Linked DNA regions of Homo sapiens: regions 1 and 2 are each linked to region 3. Evidence: chromatin contacts called from ENCODE Hi-C data. All regions are on one chromosome and are shown on one strand. The core of a region is the stretch at or near the end of the contact, and the rest is flanking DNA. Distances in the headings are between cores, read along the strand shown. Region 1 holds the start of GCNT2 (glucosaminyl (N-acetyl) transferase 2 (I blood group)). Region 2 holds the start of TMEM14C (transmembrane protein 14C). Region 3 holds the start of SLC35B3 (solute carrier family 35 member B3).

What was found. A loop is a pair of places that touch in the nucleus more often than their neighbours do. Pooled maps may share reads with other maps.
Region 1: a pooled map shows a loop between it and region 3 (4-fold over the local background). The contact joins the promoter of GCNT2 here to the promoter of SLC35B3 in region 3. A Hi-C loop is called at or near these places in 2 of 37 single-sample maps with no recorded cell type and 10 of 50 pooled maps.
Region 2: a loop to region 3 is called in a map of naive thymus-derived CD4-positive, alpha-beta T cell, with 5 times the contacts of the local background. The contact joins the promoter of TMEM14C here to the promoter of SLC35B3 in region 3. A Hi-C loop is called at or near these places in 2 of 168 maps with a recorded cell type or tissue (mammary epithelial cell and naive thymus-derived CD4-positive, alpha-beta T cell) and 10 of 50 pooled maps.

What each region holds. Positions count from the first base shown.
Region 1 is chr6:10,518,617-10,523,252 of GRCh38, reverse strand. GCNT2 (glucosaminyl (N-acetyl) transferase 2 (I blood group)) reads right to left here and starts at 1,902. Exons shown (of 5, transcript NM_145649.5): 1 at 1,836-1,902. LOC101928146 (a long non-coding RNA gene) reads left to right here and starts at 1,847. Exons shown (of 3, transcript XR_001743961.2): 1 at 1,847-1,905. RefSeq lists enhancers at 1,556-1,615, 3,336-4,031, 4,111-4,255, 4,271-4,636 and a cis regulatory region at 4,178-4,188.
Region 2 is chr6:10,720,067-10,724,547 of GRCh38, reverse strand. TMEM14C (transmembrane protein 14C) reads right to left here and starts at 1,478. Exons shown (of 6, transcript NM_016462.4): 1 at 1,307-1,478. RefSeq lists an enhancer at 582-1,478 and silencers at 1,418-1,547, 3,792-3,931, 4,262-4,421.
Region 3 is chr6:8,432,328-8,436,928 of GRCh38, reverse strand. It overlaps SLC35B3 (solute carrier family 35 member B3), which reads left to right and starts at 1,384. Exons shown (of 10, transcript NM_001370479.2): 1 at 1,384-1,586. It overlaps LOC100506207 (a long non-coding RNA gene), which reads right to left and starts at 1,306. Exons shown (of 5, transcript NR_038980.1): 1 at 751-1,306. RefSeq lists enhancers at 987-1,076, 1,157-1,236, 1,177-1,346, 1,547-1,606, 1,103-1,644 and 2 more.

The DNA.
Region 1 (4,636 bases), core at 653-3,152, 2.1 Mb before region 3:
GATGGGGTTTCACCATGCTGGTAGGCTGGTCTCGAACTCCTGATCTCAGGTGATCCGCCTGACTCGGCCTCCCAAAGTGCTGGGATTACAGTCATGAGCCACACCGCGCCTGGCTGAAAGCTGGTCTTTTCAAGCTCAGTCAAATAACTTTGAGGCAATGCAAGACTGAGCAAAGTTAAATAGCAGCTCAGTTACTAGGCGGAGTCGAGGCCTTAAAGGCACTTTCCGCCTGCGTTTGCACATGAAAAGATATCTGACAACTCCAGGCTTTCCAAGCCAGGGTCTCCGGGAGAAGCCAGAGCTGGAGAACCTCATTCGTTTTAAGTCTAATTTTACTGTTGCAGAAAGTTACCCTGGAGTTGAGGATTGAGTGTATTCTATAAATGGGATATTATGAGAAGCTAGAACAGCAGCCCAATCTCCGTGCCCGAGGCTTTGTTTGTTGTTTTCACCTTTCTGGATGGAGTTTTGCTCTTACCCTCCCGACCTCTATCGCTCAGAAAGTCCTTGATAGGATTTTGAAGTTACAGGAACCAAAAATTACTGCCATAGGTAGAATACTTCCACAAGGGAGACCTCAAGCTTCTGATCACTAAGAATAATTACATGAAAGAATATAGCCTCCCTTCTTCCGATAATTGCAATATGCTGTTCAATCAGAACAGAGTGCAAAGAAACAGATCCTTTACGCTGTAGGGTCCCCAGGGCCTGGGATTACAGTCTCCCTATTTCTTCTGGAAAACCACAGCCTACAGGTAACTACCCTCTATTTGGCCAATCTACTACCAGGTGCAGAAAGACTATTTACAAGTGACGACTCTCAAAGGCCTACATTTAAAAATAAGGAAAACAGAAAAGTAGCTTTGAGTTTGGCAAAACCTGAATTTACTTAGTAGACCTGTCTTTAATATCAGAAGATGGGTTTTCATAGAATGGCAATATGGATCTACTACTTTTCTACATGGCCCAGAGCTTCATTTTCAATTTTACCTATTATCAAATGAGGTTCATACCTCACAGGAATGTTCATACCTCACAGCAACTAATTAAATAAAATACATTTCAGGCTGTGGACGGTGGCTCACGCCTGTAATCCCAGCACTTCAGGAGGCTGAGGCAGGTGGATCACATGGAGTCAGGAGTTTGAGACCAGCCTGGCCAACATGATGAAACCCCATCTCTACTAAAGATACAAAAATTAGCCGGGCTTGGTTGTGCATGCCTGTAGTCCCAGCTACTCAGGAGGCTGAGGCAGGACCCAGGAGGTGGGGGTTGCAGTAAGCTGAGATCGCACCACCGTACTCTCGCCTGGGTGACAGAGTGAGACTATGTCTGGAAAAAAAAAAAAAAATTTAAATGCCAGACAGTACCAAGTACCTTATCAAATTCTGGAAACATTTTCCCTTGCCTGAAGGAACTGAGAAACATAAACCATTAAGTCTGAAGTGAACGTTGTTCTTTCCTACAAAGTTAAAAGTTGTAACTGAGATACAGAAGGATACTAATGATTTAGAGACAGATGGAAAACCCTCGTGCCCAGTAGGCCCATCATGTAATGAAACAACATACAAACATGCTATTCTTTGAAAAAAAAAAAACCTTTGAAAACAGAAATCTCATGACCAAATGACTCATTCAACATTTTTTGGTGTACTTACTTTATGCCCGGCACTGTGCTAGGTTCTGGAAATATAAAACATCCACGCAGCCCATTTGAGTACCAGCCTATTGGACCTTAAACTGCTGTCAGCGATTTAACAGAGGTAACACGAGAAGACCAGCTCCCCGCAGTTTCCTCCCTCCACCAGTTTCCCAGCACGCTGACCTCCACCTACCTCTCTCAGTTCCCAGGAGGGTAAGATTGCCCAGAGGCGTCCAGCAGTGAACACAGTAAGCCTGTTTAAGGTAAACGCAGTTTAACCCTAGCGTTTTAAGTGGAATAACAGAGGCTGGAATGTGAAAGTGGGAAGGTCTGTTTGCTTTCAGTCCCACCCCCAAGGCCTGCCCTAAGAGTCTGAGACAGGAGAACACACGTCTACAGAGAGCCTGCCTAGAGTCTGGATTTTTTAAGCTGCTGGATACCAGGTGCTACCTGACACCAGCTCATCCCCTGCCTCTAGAGTCCTGGAGGGCTTTGAGTTGATCACTTTCCACTCCAGGAATGTTATAAGAAACCGCTCAGAAAGGTAACTGCCCTGGGTGTAACTGGGTTTTTCATGAGGACACTCCAAGATAGACCTCAGGATAATTATTTGGGTGTTTTCCTAAGACTACCCTCCATTTTGCCCCCTTAGAGGCTGCTTTTTCAAGAGGGGAAGTTTTGGATTCCCTCACAGACCCCTCGTGTTTAAGGTTCCACTCTTATGTTTAGTTATTGGTAGGAAATCTTATAGTCTCTGCCCCAGGGTAACCTCTAACAGATTTAGATATGTGTTCTGCTCAAATGCTACCCACACTGGGGAAGGGGAATCCTAAGGTGGCAGCAGAATTTAGTAGAAAATGCCCTGGGCATTTTCAGAAGGCAAGTTCTCTCCTCTCTAATGCAAGCTGTATATCTTGAGCAAGTCACTTCCTCTCTCTGAACCTCTGGCTTTTCCTAGGCCAGGCAAACGGGCTCTTTACATACCCTTTCAGGAATGAACTGATTCCTGTCCCAGGAAACAAGCTAGTCATACCGTGCATTTAGCCATATCCCTCTCTTCTGCCAAACACTTTGCAGTCAGAAGCAGCTTATAAAATTCAGTGGGGATAAAGCAGGGTATGGTGGTGTGCACCTGCAGTTTCAGCTACTAGGGAGGCTGAGGCGGGAGGGTTGTTTGAGCCCAGGAATTCTGAGACCAGCCTGGGCAACATAGTGAGACATCAACTTAAAAAAAAAAAAAAAAAAAGAAAAAATCCAACTGAGTTAAAAAAAATTTTTTTCCAGTCATAAAGCCAGGATAAACTGAAGAAATAGCAAATCAACTTTTTTTTTTTTTTTTTTTTTTTGTGACAGAGCCTTGCTCTGTCACCCAGTGCAGTGTCACAATCTCAGCTCACTGCACCCTCTGCCTCCCAGGTTCAAGCAATTCTCCTGCCTCAGCCTCCTGAGTAGCTGGGACTACAGGCATCCACCACTATGCCCGGGTAATTTTTGTATTTTTAGTACAGAAAGGGTTTCACCATGTTGACCAGGATGATCTTGAACTCCTGGACTCAAGTGATCCACCCCTCTTGGCCTCCCAAAGTGCTAGGATTACAGGCGTGAGCCACCACACCCGGCCCAAATCAATGATTATTTTTCTTTTCTTTTTCGTTTTTTTTTTTTTTGAGACCGAGTTTTGCTCTTGTTGCCCAGGCTGGAGGGCAATGGCACGATCTTGGCTAACCGCAGTCTCTGCCTCCTGGGTTCAAGCAATTCTCCTGTCTCAGCCTCCGAGTAGCTGGGATTACAGGCATGCGCCACCATGCCCTGCTAATTTTTTGTATTTTTATTAAAGACGGGGTTTCTCCATGTTGGTCAGGATGGTCTCGAACTCCCGACCTCAGGTGATCCACCCACCTTGGCCTCCCAAAGTGCTGGGATTACAGGTGTGAGCCACTGCACCTGTCGTCTGTTTTCTTTTTCTTTTCTTTTTTTTTTGAGATGGAGCCTTGCTCTGTCACCCAGGCTGGAATGCAGTGGTGCAATCTCGGCTCACTGCTACCTCCGCCTCCTGGGTTGAAGCAATTCTGTCTCAGCCTCCCAAGTAGCTGGATTACAGACGCCTGCCACCACGCCCGACTAATCTTTTGTATTTTTAGTAGAGACGGGGTTTCTCCATGTTGGTCAGGCTGATCTCGAACTCCTGACCTCAAGTAATCTGCCCACCTTGGCCTCCTAAAGTGCTGGGATTACAGATGTGAGCCACCCCGCCTGGCCAAATCAACAATTCTTAAAATGACCTATTTTGAAAAGACTAAAAGAAGCCCAACTGTTTTAACAGCATTTATTTTAGAGTTTTAGGATTATGGTAAATTTTACTTTCTTCTATGTATTTTTTTCCTATTTTCCACATTTTATAAAATGGTCATGAATTATTTTTTTCTAATTGGAAAGGAACAATTTTAATGGTCGTGACTGGTTATCTTCTCCCTCATCTTACGCTGCATTGTGTGTGTTGGGCCCAGATCTACAATTCAACTTCCTCATGAGCGCATGAGTCAGCATTTCTTCATGGCCTGTCATTCTGTACTGTTTGCAAAAGTATGAAAAATAGAGACCAGCCCATGGGAATTTTGCTGGAGAGGTAAATAAAATGCTCCATACAATTCTATACCTTTTACCAACCAAAGAATAAAATCATCAAATATCCAAGTATACATCAGTATTTTACAAACCCAGACTTTAGTGATGAAGGTAGGGAAAAAAGGATGACTGTCCTGGAGATTCAAGACGGGGTCTACTTATTGGGAAAGAGCCAGTTAAGTCAAATCATCGCAGCAACGGGTGATTTTTTCCTTGGCAAATTACCTAATTATTTCACTATTTCATTATGCCTATTCAAATGATCTCAGTCCTTGCCAGCTCCTTACAGCCTCCATTCTTTGCTGGAAATACCCTTATCCTTTCACCTCCTGGCCACCCAACCTGTTCTTCTCCATCACAAACAATAGA
Region 2 (4,481 bases), core at 229-2,728, 2.3 Mb before region 3:
GAGGTAGTTAAAAGCACAGCTCTCCAGCAGTCAGAAAGAAGTGTGTCCAACCTGCAAGCTACGCAACCTAAGTCTCAGTATTCTTCACTGTACCATGAGGATAACACTGGTACCGATTTCCTGGGGCTGTAGTGAGCATTCAATGGATGTCACATGTAAAGGTGCTTAGCACCTAGTAAACCCTGAACAGATGCTGACCATTGTCATGAAAACCTCAGTTTTAATCACATAGGCCCACGGGAAACTCAGCAAGATCCACTGACCAGCTCTAAAATCAGGGAATGTGTTAGTCATTTCATCAGCTACCCATGTTATCACTAAATTCAAAAGCAAATACTCCCGTGCCCTTAATCCAACTACTTTAATGTCTCTTTTGAGGGGAGGTAGGGGTGTTGCTTTTCATCCCTGCTGCAACAGCCAATTTCAAAGCTCAACTTTTTTAGAAACTTCTGCGTCCAACTCACAGTTCTTGTTAGGAGGGCAGTAGTAGGAGAGGATAAAATATACGGAAACAGTGGTCATATTCACATGTGACACTACACCCTTGGAAAAACAGCTTCTATTTTCTTACAGAAAGTATCCTGTGTCCAGTGAGCCAAAAGATGAAAGCAATGCATACCCCGTTTATTCTGTTTAAAGAATTAGGCCAAGCGCAGTGGCTGACGCCTGTCATCCCAGTACTTTAGGAGGCCGAGGCGGGCGGATCACCTGGGGTTAGGAGTTCAAGACCAGCCTGGCCAACATAGTGAAACCCATTGTCTACTAAAAAATATAAAAAAATTAATCGCGCATGGTGATATGCGACTGTAAATCCCAGCTACTTGGGAGGCTGAAGTGGGAGGATGGCTTGAGCCCAGGAGGCAGAGGCTGCAATGAGACATATTCAGGCAACTGCACTCAAGCATGGGCGACAGAGCAAGTCCCTCCCTCAAGGACAAAAAAAAAAAAAAAAAGAATTAAGTTTCCATAAAACAGGGAAGGGCAGCGGGCTTGGGATCTTGCCCACAGTTCTTAACTCGAGACGGCACCGAGTAAGGGAGGCTTTTAAAGAGATGGAGCAAGAAAATCACCAAGAAACGAGGCAACACTATGCTACATGGGTAAGCCTTTGCCTCAGGAGCCCAGGGGCTCCGCGCATCCACAACTTCTTTTAAAAGCAGAAAATACCCAACGAGAAAAGCACCGACCACACGGCCTGAAGGCCCGCTGAATCGGGGGGACGAAAAGCAGACGGCCGTGAAACTCCTAAATAATCCCTAAAAGTTAAAAGTGGCAGAAAATAAGAATAATCCCCAAATACTCGCACCGGTCTCACGAAGGCCCCGGCTGTCTACAAGGGCGCGCAAGCCGCAGGAATGACTGCGAGGTGTCGCCGGAAATGCAGCGGCGGGCGCTCTCCGTCCCGGTGGCGGGGCGAGGAGAGGGGAGCGGCTCTGTTGTGCCTGCGCAGTGTACCGGGAGAGGGGCGGTCAGAGAATGGGGACGGTGCGGGCGGGGCTTGAGCCGCCAAGTAGCAGCATGCGCCCTGCATTCAGCGGGTGGAGAGTGGGGCGGGGCATCGCGGCGAGCTCCTGAGTCCAGGGAACGCGGCGGGGAATCTCTGTGCTTCCCCTGTCCGCAGCGCCTGCAGGGCCGACCAGTATCAGTCCCAGGTCCAATCCTGAGTGGCCAAAAGCAGGAGACCCGGAGTTGGACCTGGGACTTGCACAAGCCGGACCACGTGAGCTCGGCCACGCCAGAGGTGAGGCCACCGCTGCGGGACCAGGGAATCTGAGGCTGGATTTTGAAGGACCCCATTAATAGAGGAACAAGTTACAGGGTATAAACCAGATGCAGGCCATCAGGGAGGAGTGTCACTCAAGCCCGATCTTGTCTACACCAGGAAGGGCCTGCCTGGAAGAAAATACGGGGGCTGCAGAATAATGTGGCTCAAAGCCAAATATCCGTTTGTTTTAGGGAGTGAGGCTGCTTGAGAAGCATCTTAAAGGGGGATGGGGAGTAAGTTAAACCTGATTTTTACCCAGCTCTGTGGACCCAAAATATCCACAGCATATTATCTCCATTCCCACTTGGAGTCACTCCTATTCCGTTTCCTGCACCACCATTCTCTTAGTTGCTCTACACTAAAATTTGCTGTCATCGTTGACTTCTCCCTCTCCATCCCCTACAAGTATCAACATACACAAATCTGACCAATATAATTGTCAGTGAATAAAGCGAATTCCAGCCAAGTTTTTTTTTTTTTTATGTGGAGTCTCACTCTATTGCCCAGGCTGGAGTGCAGCGTATGATCTTGTCTCACCACTACCTCTGACTCCCATGTTCAACTGATTCTCCTGCCTCAGCTGCCTGAGTAGCTGGGATTATAGGCCTGTACCACCACCCCTGGCTGCCAGGCTAATTTTTGTTATTTTTAGTGGAGATAGTGAGAGATCACAACGTGCCAGTGTGTTCAAAATTGATGGCTTCTTGGTCTGACTTGAGAAAGCTGCAGACCCTCGCGATGAGTGTTAGTTCTTAAAAGCAGTGTCTCTAGAGTTTTTCTTCCGATGTTTAGAAGTATTCAGGGAGTTTTTCTGCTGGTGGGTTTGCTGTCTCACTGGCTCAACGAGCAAAGCTACAGACCTCTGTGGTGGATGTTAAAGCTCTTAAGGCAGTGTGTCTGGAATTGTTTGTTCTTCCCGGTGGGATCGTGGTCTCCCTAGCTTTGGACTGGCTCAAGGAGCAAAGCTACAGACTTCTATAACGAATGTTAAAGCTCTTAAGGCAGTGCGTCTGGAATATGTTTGTTCTTTCCGGTGGGATCGTGGTCTTCGTAGCTTTGGGAGCAAAACTGCAAATCTTCGCAGTGAGCGTTACCACTTGTAAAGACAACACAGGACCTAAGCACCGAGCAACAGCAATATTTGTTGCAAAAAGAAAAAGAGAAAGAACAAAGCCTCCTCCACATAGAAGAAAACCCAAGTGCGTTACAACTACTGGCTTGGGCAGCCTGCTTTTATTCTCTTATCTGGCCCCACCCACATCCTGCTGATTGGTAGAGCCGAGTGGTCTGTTTTGACAGGGTGCTGATTGGTGCGTTTACAATCCCTGAGCTAGATACAAAAGTTCTCCACGTCCCCACCAGATTAGCTATAGAGTGTCCACACAAAGGTTCTCCAAGGTCCTGCCAGAGTAGCTAGATACAGAGTGTGGATTGGTGCATTCACAAACCCTGAGCTAGACACACGGTGCTGACTGGTGTGTTTACAAACCTTGAGCTAGATACAGAGTGCCGATTGGTGTATTTACAATCCCTAAGCTAGACATAAAGGTTCTCCACGGTCCCCACCAGAGTAGCTAGATACAGTGTCCATTGGTGCATTCACAAACCCTGAGCCAGACACAGGGGGCTGATTGGTGTGTTTACAAACCTTGAGCTAGATATAGAGTGCCAATTGGTGTATTTACAATCCCTGAGCTAAACATAAAGGTTCTCCACCTCCCCACCAGACTTAACCCAGCTGGCTTCACCCAGTGGATCCCACACCAGGGCTGCAGGTGGAGCTGCCTTCCAGTCCTGCGCCCTGCGCCCACACTTCTCAGCTCTTGGGTGGTTGATGGGACTGGGCCCTGTGGAGCAGGGGGTGGTGCTCATCAGGGAGGCTCGGGCCCTACAGGAGCCCACGGAGGTGGTGGGAGGCTCAGGCATGGCGGGCTGCAGGTTCCGAGCCCTGCCCCGTCGGAAGGCAGCTAAGGCCCCGCGAGAAATCCAACGCAGCGCCGGTGGGCTGGCACTGCTGGGGGACCCAGTACACCCTCTGCAGCCGCTGGCCTGGGTGCCAAGCCCCTCATTGCCCAGGGCCGGCCGGCCGGCTGCTCCGAGTGCGGGGCCCGCCAAGCCCACGCCCACCCGGAACTCCAACTGGCGCGGAAGCGCCGCGCGCAGCCCTGGTTTCCGCTCGCGCCTCTTCCTCCACACCTCCCTGCAAGCTGAGGGAGCCAGCTCTGGCCTTGGCCAGCCCAGAAAGGGGTTCCCACAGTGCAGCGGTGGGCTAAAGGGCTCAAGTGCCTCCAAAGTGGGAGCCCAGGAAGAGGAGGCGCCGAGAGCGAGGGCTCTGAGGACTGCCAGCACGTCGTCACCTCTCACTAGCAGCCTTCGCTTGCTCTCGGTGCCTCCTTAGCATCGGCCAGGCTCGAGGAGCCCTTCAGCCCGCCGCTGCGCTGTGCGGGGCCCTCCCTGGGGCTGGCCGAGACCGGAGCCGGCTCCATCTGCTCGTGGGGAGGCGTGGAGGGAGAGGCGCAGGCGGGGACTGGGGCTGCGCTGCCCCGGGTTCCAGGTGGGCGCAGGCTCGGTGGGCCCCGCACTTGGCGCGACCTGCCGGCCCCTGCTGGGCTTGATCGGAGGCTGGGTCCAGTGCGTGGACCGCCGTTCCCTCTTGGCGGGGTCGTTGGCCACGATGGCGGGTCTCTGTCTCTCTCCTCCTCTTTTCCTCTTGGTT
Region 3 (4,601 bases), core at 135-2,634:
TATGCTCACGGCTACTGCAATTGTCCAGGCATGAGCAGATGGTACCTTGTAACACCTCTTGTACCTTAAGTTGTTTTATACTGCCATTTACTTTCTCATGGAAACCCCTAATTTCTTCAGGACAGGGAGCTCATACGCATAGTTTACGATATGAGCTATACATATGCCCATTTAATAAATACTTGATAAATAACCACCATATAAATGGCTAACAGTAGTACTAAATTCACATTATACAGTGACGATATGGCATCACTGAAAGGTTTTGTCATTTACTATCTCTTTAGGAAATTTAAGTTCTCTAAGCCTTAATTCCAACATTCCTAAGTGTTGCTAACACCAGCCTAACAACGTTGGCAAGTATTAAACGAAAATGTCTACCCAGACCTTTTTTTCTCACCACCAAAGTAGGTGCCTTGCTTTCTTACAAACCCTCGATCCCAATACAAGACACAAATGCTACCCTTTCTGAAGAGTGCCTGTAAAATTTTAAAAGTTGTCCATAACTGACTGGATTCTAACATACATATTAATCCAATTCATCCCTTTCTGGTATTCAAGGCATGCTTTCAAAAATTGTCCATCTTCGTTACAGTAATATTTTCCTTAATTATTCTCTGAAAACAGCTCATCCCCAAACCGTCTTGGTTTTTACGTTATTACATCTCAGTGGTGATGGATGAGGCCCTAAACGCGGGGAAAACCTTTTACAAAAGTTTTGATGGCTGGTCCTCAAGCTTTGAGATTTACCTTCCAAGAATTAAGCAGCACTATCGAAACAATGCTGGCAACATTTTTATGAGGTTGCAAGGACCACGGTTGCTGCAGCTACAGGATGAGTTATAACGTCAGAAGCAACCCAAGCGTTACTTCAGGCCCATCTTCACCGGAGAAGCCCGTATGAATCAGGCAAAAACATAAAAACAGGTTCTGTGACTTTGCCGTATCTCATTTAGATCAAGTAGCACGCAGAAGGAAGACAAGGATTTTAAAATCTGGCTCCAACATTCTCCACTTGGTCGCGTTCTCAAATCTCAGCCCAGGGCCGCTGACGTAAAGTCGCCTCTCTCGTGGGCACCACGGGCTCGAGGGTAGCCGGCAGCTGAAACCCGAGGGGCTTCAGAGGCTTGGAGGCCAGGAGCAGGCAGAGCGCCGATGGGATAATGAGATTCTCCAGCAGATCGGCGCTCACCGACCTACTCCATTTCAGTGGGTAGAGGTAAAGGCTGAAAGGCGACCCTCGCACCGCCCGGCCCACCTAGGCAGTGCCGGCCTAGCGTCTCTACCCCATAGAGCATGCGCGGGAGGTAACGGCCCGCCCGCCACCGGCCACACAGGCCTGTCGGGAGGCGGGGCCACGCGTCTGCGCACGCGCGCAGGGACACATAGGCGGAAGTGGCCTGCGGGCGCCGGAGTTGAGAGTGCTTTCCGGGGAGGCGACCGCCGCGGTGGAAAGTGCAGGAGTGGGCGAGGAGGAGGAGGAAGAGGAGGTGATGGCGACGGACCAGGGGAGGGGGAGATGCTCCGTCTAGCTCAGACGCCACGCAGGCTGCCGTCACCCTTCCGGGTGACATACCGGCCTTGGGGTACGCGTGCCTTCGGGGCCTTTCCTGTGTTTGGGACCCAGATCTCCTCTCCTCCAGAAAACCTTGACACTGCCCATCTTCCTCATCCAGAAGGAGCGTTCGAGGAATGGATGAGGTCGGGATGGAAGAAACGGGTGATTCCCTTTTTTGAAAGAGCGGAAACCGGCCGGGCGGTTTCCAGGGAGGAGCATCTGTTCCTCCTCGCCCGTTTTTCGCCCTCGGGCTGGCGAGAACTCCCTCAGGTCCCAATCCGTGGACTCGCAGGGGTGAGGTGACCTCAAGGGGTCTTTTACGCTGTTCTCGGGGTCTCTGGAGAACTGTCAGTCACCTGGATACCTCTAGACTGTATTTACAGTTAACTGTTTCCTCGTTCCGTGTTTATTAAATAGGGGCACTCCAAGGTACTCTTTTCTCCATTTGGCTTGCAGTAGAATGTGATTGTTCTGGCTGGGCTATTAAGTTTATGGCATAAACTTCCACTAGAAGTTCTGCAAGTTTCCTCCAGTCTTTGCAACTGAATTATCTCTCCCGTCTTTTTATTATTTAAGGAATATTGAAAGTAAAAGATGGAATGATTTGGTGCGCTAACAAAATCTTAAGTGTTGAGTATCTGCATTTTTTCTACATTAGGATATCAGAAGCCTAGAATTGTTTTTTGATTAAACGTTTTTCTAAGTGAATTGAGATAGTTTGGAACTTGGAAGAGAGGCAGCATTTCAAAATAATTTAGACAGCGTTATTTTTACTTAATTACTTAATATATAAAGTCCTAGTGTTAACTTTTTCTCTTGGAAAAAAAAAAGAATAGTCTTCAAACATTAGCACAGGGTTTCTCCACCTTTGTGTAATGATGTGTGTACAAAGAAATGAGATGGAACTTTGTTTTTTCTGTTTTATAATCGTACACCATAGGCCATGATTGATTCCGGAGCGCAGTTAATCAAGGCATAATGGCATGGTAAGATTCTTTTATTTGTAACGTTGAGTGTGGCAAAGTATAGTTAAAATCACGTTTTTTCAGGTTAATGACACCGTAATGACTTTTTTTTCATATTCTACCTTTTTTTGGTGTGGGACTTTTGTCCTTCAGGTCGGAAAACTCAAAAATAAACTGAAATAATTGTGACTTCAATAGGTCATTGTAACTCAACATTATCACTAATTTTAATTTTTAAATATACATTGTATGCCGGAAATGCTACCTTTTTATTCCATTTTAGCAGTTGAAGTTGAATATCTGTGTTGAATTTAGGAAGAGGCCTCAGGCAATTATACACACCTGTGATTTTTAAAATATATATATATATATTTTAGTTTCACTGATTACTGTGAGCTTCAAAAGCAAAGCACAATGTTGATCATTTAGTCTGAAAACTAATTTTAATTCCATGCTTCATTTTTGCTCCTTGCATCACAAGGAGTTTGGCCCATTTTTTTTTTTAGATGATGGTTAGTATCAGTCATTAATGTTTGAAGTGGAAGGGATATGGCAGACATTCCCCAATGATCACAGTTATTAGGTATCAGAGGTCTTTATCAGTCACACTTTCTCACCAGTGATGTTCTTATTAATAAAACAGCATTCTAAATGCAAGGCTTTGGTGGGCAAGTTTTATGAGACTGATGCCTCAGGCAGAGGAAACAAATTTATTTTCATGTTCATTTCAAATGTTTTGTGGGGAGTTTCAGTAGCAATGTCGGTATTTTGGCATACATGTAGAAAAGACAGTGCTAGAGAGATTTCATTCTGCACATATGGCCTAGATCTGCAGCACATAAAGTTGCCAAGAAGTGTATTAGAAGTGGTAAAGTGTTGGAAAGGAGCTGAATAACGTTGATTAAATAAATGGTGCTTGCTAAACTGTGGTAGAGTCCTTCATTTAATCTTACATTTTTGTTATGTGCCAGAACATCATAGGAAGATATCTCTTGCCTTAAGGATTTCATAGGCTTTTAGGAGAAACAAGTATAAAAACGAAAAAGCTATACCATTATCATTTAGGAATTTGAAAAATATGTATAATATGATTGAGTCCAGGACATCAACTCGTTTTTAACTTCGAGGCCTTATTCATGGATGCAGCATGATCAGACTTCACGTTGAGCCATGTGACAGATGGGTCAGAAAGGGAAGAATTGATTATAAACAGTCTCGTAATCTAGGCAAGAGAAAATGGCTGCCTGATGGAGTAGGGTCCGAAACAGATATTAGATATAGTTATAGAGGTAGAGTTAACAGGAATCTTGGCAAAATATAGAATGTGAGGAAAAGGAAAGATTCTTAAGATGACTCCCAGATTTTTAGCTTGTGTTTCATACTAGGTACTGTTAAGTGAGATTGGGAATATAGGAACAAACAGTAGATTTGTTTTGAGGGGAAAATAATCAGCTTTGGCCATTTTAAATATGAAGTGCCAGCAGAGCTTATGAGTAGAGGTATCAAAGAAGCATTTAGACGTAGAGCTCTGGATCTCAGGAGAGAAGGCAGCGTTGGAAATTCAGGTCTGTATTTCCAGCTGCACATCAAAGGGGTGAGTCAGCTTGAGCACACCATATCACCCTAGCAATATTTCTAAAAAGTTGAAGGATGACAGCTAACACACTTATGGACTGTCATATGCCAGGCAATTTTACATTTATTTCATATAGTCCTAACCAAAATCCTGTGATAGGCACATTTTTAACTCCTCCCACTTTTGAAGGTGCAGAACCTAAAGCTCAGAAAAGTTAAACGATTTGCCCAAGGCTCCTCAGCTAATAAGTAGTAAAGCCAGATCTTGAACTCATATCTGTCAAAATTCCAAAGCATGGGGAAAGCATTATGCTATACTGCTTTCTTATACTATTACCTATAATTGTATTGAGTCATTACAATATGCTTGGCAGTTTACTAAATTACAAACATCTCAGAAGAAGGTGACTTTGGGAAAGCGTGACCTTCTGGAGAAATGTTTTGATGCCAATAAAAGCAGGAAAGAAAGATATTTTCTAGAAGTTTTATTTATTCTGTATGTA